Linked DNA regions of Homo sapiens: region 2 is linked to region 1. Evidence: chromatin loops called from intact Hi-C (ENCODE). Cell type or tissue: ascending aorta. All regions are shown on one strand. Each heading gives the region's core, and the rest is flanking DNA. Links, peaks and the distances in the headings are about the cores only. Region 1 overlaps SYNPO2 (synaptopodin 2). Region 2 has its middle 80 kb from the start of LINC01061.

What was found. Hi-C counts contacts between places; a loop is a spot of excess contacts. Peaks named below come from ENCODE experiments on the same cell type or tissue, not always from the same donor. Only the 100,000 strongest peaks of a DNase experiment are listed, where the experiment ranks them.
Region 2: it touches region 1 in a loop (2.6-fold over the local background); 18 of 110 quality-filtered maps call a loop at or near these places.

Annotation. Positions count from the first base shown.
Region 1 is chr4:118,979,043-118,984,428 of GRCh38, forward strand. The region is part of intron 1 of SYNPO2 (synaptopodin 2); the gene reads left to right. All of the region lies in intron 1 of SYNPO2-AS1 (SYNPO2 antisense RNA 1), which reads right to left. Among named protein-coding and RNA genes, the nearest start is that of SYNPO2-AS1, 3.0 kb to the right of the region's middle. In ascending aorta, for the core only: a CTCF peak has its summit at 2,917 (motif pointing right); a DNase peak (open chromatin) is centred at 2,959; H3K27ac peaks cover 4,289 bases.
Region 2 is chr4:119,488,090-119,493,475 of GRCh38, forward strand. It overlaps the pseudogene SEPTIN7P14. Among named protein-coding and RNA genes, the nearest start is that of LINC01061, 80 kb to the left of the region's middle. RefSeq lists a silencer at 2,439-2,538. In ascending aorta, for the core only: a CTCF peak has its summit at 2,474; no DNase peak of the experiment used is centred there.

The DNA.
Region 1 (5,386 bases), core at 239-5,238:
CCAGAGGTGATTTTGGATCGGCCTCTTTCGCTTTCCAATCGTTCTGTGCATTTTGCTTTCTGGCTTGCAGCTCCATGGCACCTCTCATCTCCTTAGCACAAAACAAAAACACCCCTAGAATATGGCTCTGACCTTCCTGTCCAGACTTGCCTTCTACTATTTTCCCTTACCCTCCACAGTCTCTCCTGCTTAGCTATCTCTTGAATAGTGGCTATGCTTTCCTACTGCCGTAGCGTTGTTTTGCCAGTACTGCTTAGCATCTTCTCCCTTCCTGTGGAAAGAAAGAATTTTGTCACCTACAAAAGTCTTTGTATGCTGTAAGGCCGGGTCTCAAGGTAATTTACTTTGTAAACCCCTTTCCTGAGCCAATGACCTAAAATCTCACCCTCAGCTCTAAGTCAGAATCATATACTACCATCTTGTTTATCAAGTACTTACTATTGGCTGCCTTATTTTCTAGTTGTTTACACATGCAACTTTTTACTAGATTGCATGCACTTTGTGGGCAAGGCCTATCCCTGGCCTAACTTTGTATTTCCGTACTGTTTATGACAATGTCTTGCCAATGATATGTGCTCAGTAAATATTTGTTCACTGGTTGGATATCCTTTCATTATCTATACTATATTTTCAGCACAATGACAGGGTAGCAACAGAGGCATCTATTGCAGGAGGCCATACAAATTGTACCTCAGAAATTCATATAACCAGGAATTATAGTCTGAGCAATTACTTTAATAAGTTAGAATCTCTCTGTAATTATAGGTTACAGATGGTGACATAAAAACACTAGGAGGTCAGGAAGTTTCTTCCGCACTCAGCATACTTGAACTAAAAAGAGTGGACATTTCATAATTCTGAGCACCTTGGTCTATTGCTTGGTCTGTGCCTCGTGTTATTCTCAAGAAAGGAGACTGGATCTCAACCATCACTCATCCACACTTGTGTTATCTTTAAGCACTGTAGAGGAAAAAACTCTTTTGGAGTTTGAAGAATAAAGTTGGATACATTGCATAGTATATGCGGTTTTTAAGCTAACTTAAAGGGAAAGCTTCCTGAATGAAAATAAATCATATTAGTTTAATGATGGCTGCTATTAATAATGACATATATACCCATATATAGTATAGTGTAGTAAAAACTTTTCATCTGTTTTCTGGAAATCTTGATTTTCAACTCTTTCTAATGTATTTTTCTTTTGGGGGCCCACTCAGACCTTACAATATGTCTTCTAGAGGCACAGAGTGAAAAGCCTTGTTAGTCTGCTGATGTGCCTTCAGACCTTCTCCGGACTATTCCTTGACCAGAACCATCCCTTTTCTAGCTGGCTTTTCTGGTAGAGTCTATCCACACTCCTAGAACTGTCTACTGTTTGCTTGGCAAGGTCTACCTAGATCCTTCCTTGGCCTGCATCCTCCTGGGAGCTGTGGGGTCACCATGAGCCTTGTTACTTCTTTCTTTTCCCCCCTTCCCCAGCACACACCCACACATGCCATCATTCCACCGACTGGACTAATTTTATCAGAAACTAGACTTGTAAATTAACAGAGACATATATGATTTCACTTACAATTTGAAAAAAAAAGAACTTGATTAATAAGTGTCAGCATCACCATTCAGAGTATCTATAACTATCACAGCATAAAGTAGCTGGAAAAGAAGCACATATATAGAATCCAGTGGTTTTCAGATTCCAATTTATAAAATGGATAAAAGTGAACCTGGTTTAGTTAAAGAAGGGAGGGAAAGAGGACGCTGCCTCTTAGGCCTCATCCTGGTGGTGGCATGTGTGGCATGCCATCTGCACATAAGCCTATGAACCCCTAATCTGAGTTACATGAAACACTTTGCCTATGTGGAAACTGAGTCTGGAATGGTTAAGCGACTTGCTCACAGTCACATACCCAGTTTGTGGCAGAGCTGATTCTCAATCTCAAGTTACTAAGCACAGTTTCCTTTTTCTGGGCTTTTCCCACAGCACCAAATAACTGCTAGATAAAGCACTCTTTCCTGCTCATTGCGCTGGTCCAGTTTATCTCTGTGCCCAAGAGCAGTTTAGAAGAACTAGCATTTTCCATGCAAAAATCTTTGTTGAAGGAGATTCATGATTAACTGAAATCACCCAAAGTACCACAAACAATGCAACAAACCATGAAGGACAGCACAGCGTGTGTTTTTATCTGACCCATTTGTTCCAGGATGGGCTCTCTAGTTGAACAGCCTAACAGCCCTGCAACCAACCTGTCTCATAAGCCCTGCACAGAACAACCCAGCAGAATTCCTAAGCCTGCTCACATAAACAACCAGAGAAGTTAATCATAGGCATGAGAGACTTTTGGTGGTGGCCAATTAGAGCAGACCCCCCACAGAGCTTCATCATAGGGTAGCCACGTCAATGTCAATACCCTCCTCCGTGCAACAATCCTTGTGATTAATGTAATTACCATAATTACTGACCTCTCTTCTGAGAGTCTTGGCCACATGGAAGAGTTGAATGTTTTCCCTGAATGCGTTGTCTCCATACAATGTATGCCCTTAATTATAGAACATGATGTCATAAGTTCTGATTAGGGGGTTGCCCTAGAGGAGCTGAGGATTGGCCCCAAAGGCATAAGGGGGCCAGTTCAACTCATAGCCCACCCTAGTCCTCCCGGTCACATGCAGGTAGCCAGTTACTTGGTAATTAACAAAACAAGCTTGTGGTTGTTGCTGTCGTCCATTTTACTCCTATGTCTTTTGGGGCCTTCTTGGGAAATAAAGGCTTCCTTTTTCCTCATGTACCTCATAATTATTGTGCCCCAGAACTGCACATAATTATTATTATTTTTCCATTCAGGAGTTAATGCTTCAGCCAAACAGGTCTGGACGGAAACCCAGTTTGCGTTCAGAGGAAAATAGTTGACTATTCTCAGACTAGACCACTTGAGGGCGGCATTGCCTTAGGAGAGTGTGTTTTGACCAACTAATACATAACCTAAGGAGGAAATATGCAGCGTGGGTGTCACAGGCACATCACTGTAGTTCAGGGAATAAAACCACAAAAAATGAGAACATACTTCCAGGGAGTCAACTCACATTTAGGAATGAAGGAATAAATGTCTAATTTTAAATGTGGTTGCAAAGTTTTTTTTTTACATAACAGAATTGCTTGAGGCAGGCGCGCTGTAAACCATTTATATGGGGAGGGATTTATTCTGTGAAATGAAGTGCTATTGAAAAAAAAGATAATGTCCAGTGCAGTGTAGGAACAAAAAAGGCAAACTAAAATATATTGCACAATGAAGACTGGGGACAAAATCATGAGTATGTTTGCAGGTCTTCATAACCCTCTCGGATGCACATAGTTCTTCACCATGGACATGTCCCCATTATAACCTCTTTTAATTTGGCAGGGAGCTGCTCCTTTGCCTTTCCTTCATATTTTGGGGGTCAATCCAGATGAATGAGAGAAAATAAAAGAGGGGGAAGAGAAGAGAAGGAGGATGGTATGCCCCTCTGTACTTGGAGAATCACTAGCGGTGGTCTCAGTCACAGGGAGACAGACTGGTTCCGCTCATCTCTGATCCTGCCCCAGTAAATTACTTGCAGATATCTTTTTGGTAGTTTTCACAGGATGCTAATAAACTGATCAGCCTAGTATGCTAGAGATATTTAAGTTCTCTTTCCAAATATCACTGCATACATACCTAAATAACAGACCAATCATTGATTTCCAGAAACCTGTCTGGAAGGCATTCTACATTCTTTCCTTTGCTTCTTTTTATGGGCCACAGAAAGAACACGATAGTTCTTGAATACATTTCCCAGATTGTCCAAAGAGGTCAAACTCTTAATGTTAAGCACAGTTCTTTTGAGACTGTGGTTGTGGGGGAGAAATTAAAGAAAGATCTGGAAGCTAATGGAAGCTACTCAGATGAGTAGCTTCTTTAGTGCAACCTCAGCTGGAACGTCAGTGACTCTTGAAAATTCTTTCTTCCCTCCCAAGTCAATATCCTATCAAATTGCTTTCTGTATTTTTTTGCAAATCTCCAAACAGAAACTCATGGAACACAGAGGTAATCTTGGCTACTTTGCAGAGATGGCCAAGGAGATTAGGTGTGAACTTCTCCGGTTTTCTTCCCTTCATTGTTAACTTTGCCTTTATTCATCCCTTTCAGTCTTTTCCAGGATCTTGTTCCATCAAACATCTCCCTACCTCCACCCTTTTCTTTTCAACCTTTTCCTCTGTACTTAATGGGGAAAGTTCTTTACCTCATTTCTCTTTCCAGCATCTATTCTCTCTGCCTCCATTCACACTAGATTCCTTGAAACAGGTCTACACCAGACACCCCCATGCTCTGGCCTTCCTTTACTATTTCCCTTGCATTATTTTCTCCGGAAACTACCCTTTAAACCCCACCCATGAGCTACTCATCTCCAGGTGGCTCAATGGTTTCTTCTCAGCTCTTCCTCTTAGTGCATTACATTCCTATTACCATGATGGCAGCATTGATCTAAAATCCCCTGACCTCTCTCCCTTTGAAATACTTTCTTCATCAGAATTCAATAACAAGCATACTCACTCGCTGAACATTTCTCCTTAGTCTCTGTTGGCCCCACTTCTACTTCCTCCTTGATATAAGAATTTTTCAGTACTCAGCCCCTTTATCTGCTGTGTTCTTTACTGAGCTCATAGAATCCTACAACTTTAACTACCACCTCTTTGCTCATAACTCCTCAGTAATATTTCTAACAAGCTACGTGCCTGCCCTTCCAACAGGATATTTGTCATTTCCACATCTATGTCCTATATCATAGGCAAACATTTCCAAAACAGAACTCATCTTTCCTGCACAGCCTCCCCATATCCTGGTCCCAAACTGAGTTCCCCTCCTTACCTTTCCTCAACTCTCAAGTCAAAATTTCAACTATCCTTGACTTCCCCTTTGTCATTTGTAAGTTGACTGGACATGGGGAGCAGAGGATTATGAAATGTCTTTTCAGAATCCCCCTTCTACATGCGTTGAGAGTACTCTATTTCCAGCCTTCATTTCATCACCTAGACTTCTGAAAAGATCACCAAACTGGTGTCTCTGTCATGAATCCCCTCTTCCTCATTCCAGCCCAACCAATATTTGGCCATTAGCTATTTTCCAAAACAGTCCTTTCCATACAAAAGAAACTGGTAACATTAGTTGCTTCCAAAATAGGTGACTGGGAGACGCAGATGTAAGAGAGAGAAAATTTACATTATGTACCATCTTGTTCCTTTAAAATGCTGTGCCTTATAAATACATTAGCTATTTAGAATAATAATGTTTAGTTTAAACATTAGATATTATCTGTTTAATTAAAAAAATCCTCTTCAGTTATTCTTCTGCTCAAAATCCTACACACATTGCCTTTG
Region 2 (5,386 bases), core at 191-5,190, 510 kb after region 1:
ATGCAAGTGTTCCATGGAGTAGGAAGAAAAAAATAGGAATGATAATTTCTGGTCATGTTAAATTTATTTTTCAGAATTTTATAACTTAGAAACACATCTTTCAGTTATACTTTTCTTGAACTCATTAGATCATATTCACTGCATTCCTAAAATGTGATCCCTTTCAATGTTGACCTCTCTTCTGTCCCCTATTCCCCCATACAGCCACCAGCAGAAAGGAGAGATGAGTAAGAATGTTCTCATTGGCACAAGGAATGTTTGTCCCTAGAATGGCACAGCTTAAGACAGAACCAGGAAATCACAGGTTTACCACATTGATGAGAAGCAGGAGAAGGCTTGATTGGAAAGGCCCATTGGTGTTGCTGATCAACAATCTAGAAAGCCCTTAGAGGACAGGCATAGTTAACCTCAGAAAACTCTGTGACATTAGCTAGTGTGCTTTGTGGAGAGAGTCAGGTAAGTAAGGGGTTTGGAGAACATGTTCAGGTTCAGGAACATTCTACACTTAAATGGGCTTACTCTTACCCTCTGCTTCAATCCCCATCCCTTCTACAGGTTAGATCTTGGGACAGCCCACATACCTAGACAAACTTAGGCTTTCCAGCTTGCACTGGACCAGGGTGGAAAGGTAAGGAAAAGAAACACATCCGCAACATTTTACTGCTTTTTTTTAGATCAACCTCACCCATTTAAGGAGTGTGGACTGACGGCTATCACATTACAAACAGACTGGGTTGAATTAGAGGTGGAGAAAGAGGCTGAGAATGTCACTTTAGGGGTGCTCCTCCATATGGAGACACAGGAGTGAGGAATCAATGATTTCTCCCAACAGCTTCAAACAGATAGATCTATTGTGTGAATTTCTTGGGGATCTGATCTTAGTCTTGTGACTTCTGACTTCTTACATGTTGATTGTTTCCTCGTGTGTCTTGAAATTATGAATTAAGAATTTTTCTTAAGTAGTGTAATTTCTGTGGAAATTTGATGGGCCTGTTTGAGGATGTGTTATTCCAAAGACATTCTGCCTTTGCTTTTGCCAGATGTACAGAGGACATTACTGGCATGAGACTTCTTTTTGTGCTTACAATTTAATGTGGGTAGTTCCAGATCATATTCAAACTCAAATCTGTGTGACTATGAGGATAAACCCAATGTAAATTTTTTGTTAACCAGGGCCCAGATTAAGACAGACATGCTTCCTTTATGTTTCCCTGTGAATCTGAGTGGGTTCTTGCCTCCCCATCTCACACATATTCATTGAGGATGTAGCTCTTCAGAGGTTTCAGCCTTACTGGGAGGGCCATTCCTTAAAGGCTTCCTGGGGTCTCAAGACCATGTTTCCTGTGTGAAAGTTGTCTATACAAAAATGGAGTCACTTCTGTCAAACCGTAAGGAAAGAGAGCTTGGAGACCATGAAGGGAGGACCTTCTTACATGTTTGCATGATAACAGAAACTATCACAACAGATTGTCAAAACCACAACCTTGTACAAAGATTACATCTATAAGGATGCCTGCCCAGCAGCTGTCTGTCCACTAATGAACTGATGCCACTCTTGTTATTAATCCTTGTAGCCAAGGATATCATTTCAAAACAACGAATGTAACCTCCTTCGTTTTGCCTTTATTTTCATATTGTTTTGAATTATGTGTAAGTAATAATATAATTTCTGGGTTATTCCAAATTCCCTTTTGTAAGTTATCCTTAAGTTATTTCGCACACTGCTAAGTTTAATTTAACCTAGCTAGTTTTGTTTAATAGGTTAAAAGGAATTAAATTGGTTTTAAAATAAATTATGCTGTGAATAATAAAAACGCTAATAGGAAATATATTCCATTAAAAAAACCCCTTGTCTTCTTTGCTTCTCTGGATGCACCTATGGCCCTCTATAGCATGTATATCTGATTACAATCCCCTGCTATTACCAGATAAACTCTGATCTGGAAGCCAGTCTCTCTGCTGTTTATTTTAGGTTGACACCAGCTGGGGTGGGCATTAAACCCTTTATGATAGAGGTCTGCAAATTGTCCCAGGTCTGTTATAGCATCGCTTACATGCTTTCTACTTGGATATTTAATTGTCTTTGTTTTGGCCTCTGGGAATTTCCCTTACTTTCTTAAGAGCTATGTCAAAGGATATTTGCTTTATTTTATAAAACATAAGTATGAAATATTTATACTTTATAAATATACTTTTAATACTCATCATTCATAAGTATAATAATTTTGTAAGTATTTAAATAAGTAGTAGTAGATGTTTCAAGTTCTCTAGTCTGCTACTTTTAGATCTTTAGATATTCTAATTCTTCTGCCTGGAACGCTCTTTTCCCTTTTCACTTGACTAAACCAGAGGTCACATCCTTAAGGAAGCTGTGAGCTTCAAGTTTGAATTAAATACCCTCCACTCTTTACCCTCAGTGCATAGATCTAATGGCTTGTTTGCCCTCGTGTGTTTCCTCCACTGAACTGCAAGCTCTGTGAGCCCATGCCTATTTAGTGTACCCTAGCTTGACACTTAGTAGAGAACCAACTATTTGTGAATGAATGCATGTCTTCTGTTGACATGTTTGCTTATTATTATTTTTTTTAATCCTGCCTCTTGGCTTGAAGTTGTTTGTTTCCATAGATTTTTAGCCTTCCGCCTTTATGAATTTTCGTTGGTGTCTAGCAATAAAAGCTCCCACTGGGAGTAACTTCACACTGGTTGTCAATTTATTAATGAAAGCCTGGCAACTAACATGTTTTTCACAGTAGAAACAGAAATATATTTTTCTAAAAACTTTTTTATTATTCAGTCAGTTTTTTCATATTACATTTCAGCTCTTGTTCAACTGAGGATTCTTTTAAAAATGCTATATTGATTTTTCTATTGCCCTTCACTAAAATTACCTTCTTCATTATAAAAAACTCAATTTTATGTCAGGTAAGAAACAATGGGAATCTATTCTTTTACTCCATAGGTATTTGTTGAGTCCCTTCAAAGTACAAGAAAGAATGCAGAGAGATGCTGGTAGTTCAGGAAGGCTGTGTAATTCAGGTGGGGCCGGGGAGAACTGAATGTTTCTCGAGGATGGAGCCAGAGTAGAAAAAGAGCAGCAGAGGCTCCAGAAAACAAAGTTACAGTCCTCTCCTCATCTTCCAAGGAGTGTTACTGATTTACTGATTCTTTTCTATAGGTTTTATTTTTAATTGACACCTAGCAATTGACACCTAGCAATTGCACACATTTATGGGATACAGTGTGATATTTCCATATATATATTATATATATATATATATAGCATAATGATCAAATCAGGGTAATTGTCTAATCCATCATCTCAAACATTTATCATTTCTTTGCAGTGAGAACATTCAAAATCCTCTCTTCTAGTTATTTGGAAATATAAAGTACAATATTGTTAACTATAGTCACCTTACTGTGCACTAGAACACCAGAACTTATTCCTCCCATGTATCTGTAATTTTGTATCTGTTGACCAATCTCTTCCCCTTCCCGACCCCCCAACCCCAGCCTTTGGTAACCATCTACAGTGTACTTCTATGAGATCGGTTTTTAAAAATTCCACAAATTAATGAGATTACGTGGTATTTGTCTTTTTGTGCCTGGCTTATTTCACTTAACATAATGTCTTCAGGTTCATTTATGTTGCCACAAATGACAGGATTTCATTCTTCTGAATGGCTGAATAGTATTCCATTGTGTATATATACCACATTTTCCTTATTCATTCATCCTTTGATGGACAATTAGGGTGATTCCGTATCTTGGCTATTGTTAATAGCTGCAATAAACATGGGAATGCAGGTATCTCTCTGACATTATTTTATTTCTTTTGGATAAATACCCAGTAGTGGGATCGCTGGATCTACTTATTTGTCCTTTATTTAAAATTATTTTATTTTTTAGCGATAAACGTCCCACTCTATCACCTAGGCTAGACTGCAGTGGCTTGATCTTAGCTCACTGTAACCTTCAACCCCTGGGCTCAAGCAACCCTTCTGCCTCAGCCTCCGGAGTAGTTTGGACTAAAGGCGTGAGCCACCATACCCAGCCAACTTACTTATTCTCATAGGCTCAGTAGAGCAACTTTAGTAGCTATTTCTGTAGGCTTTTCTGGAGAGAGAGAGAGAAAGAGAGACAGATAGAGAGCAGTTGTAGCTGAGGTAGAGTTGATGACCACGTTTCATGGCAGATCAGTGAGACCAGAGAATTCCTGACTTTCAGAGCTGGGTGGTAAAGGGGGAAGTTTGCTTCTTACAGTTACATGCTGATTGGTGTCATATAAAGCCTTAAAACACTCCTATTGGGTAAGACAAAAATGATATGAAGTGGAAATGTGAAAAATAGCTTTGCAGGTAGTTAGTATCAGGTATATTAAAGTTAGAAACTATTATGAAGGTTGGCATGGTGGCCAATGCCTGTAATTTCAGCACTTTGGGAGGCCGAGGTGGGTGGATGGCTTGAGCCTAGGAGTTCGAGATGCTGTCTCTACAAAAAATGGGTGTGGTGGCATGGGCCTGTGATCCCAGCTACTTGGGAGACTAAGGTGGGAAGATCACTTGAGCCCAGGAGACATAGGTTGCAGTGAGCTGAGAAAGCATCACTGTACCCCTGCCTGGGCAACAGAGTGAGACCCTGTCTCAAAACAAAACAAAAAAACCCAAACCCTGTTATTATAGTTCATGTTCAGTGTTTTTTTCTTTAGCTATGCAAGCTTGTCCCTGAGATTCCAGTTTAGGAAGAGGAATCCTAAAATTGGGATTGCCGTTAGATAACTGAAAGAACCAACTCAGTTCCTGTGGCTACTGCCTAAAATCCCTTTGTCCACCATAAACACACCTTTGCACAGGTGTGTGCACATGCACACAAACACACATACTTAAAATGAGGAAAGCCAGGAAGAGAAATCACATATGCTAGTCAGTCAGATTTCTTTTGATTAAAATAATCATGATTTTTATTCTATTTGTAACTTGTGGGTTTTATTTTGAACAAATGGTTTGTGAACTGGAAACATGTTTTTCTGAGCTATAATCTGAATACAGCTTAAAACTGTGAAGAATATTTTCTTCAAGTTTTAAGTATTTCTTCTAATTTAATGTTATGTGCCTTAAGAATAGAAAATCATAGGCTGACATTTCCATATATCAAATGTAAGAATCCCTGTTTGCTAAGAATGCTACAGAACTAAGAGCAACAAAGCAGGTTCAAGAGTTGTCAAATGTGTCCCTTTTCCATAGGAAGGGTAGATGTCTACCCAAATGGAATATTGAGTATCAGAGACTTCAAATGATAACTTTTGTTTGTTTGGAGAAAATCTTGAGGACGTGATCACTGTACAAAAGGTAATAAGCAAGTCTTAAACAATTTTCCCCCCTACCTT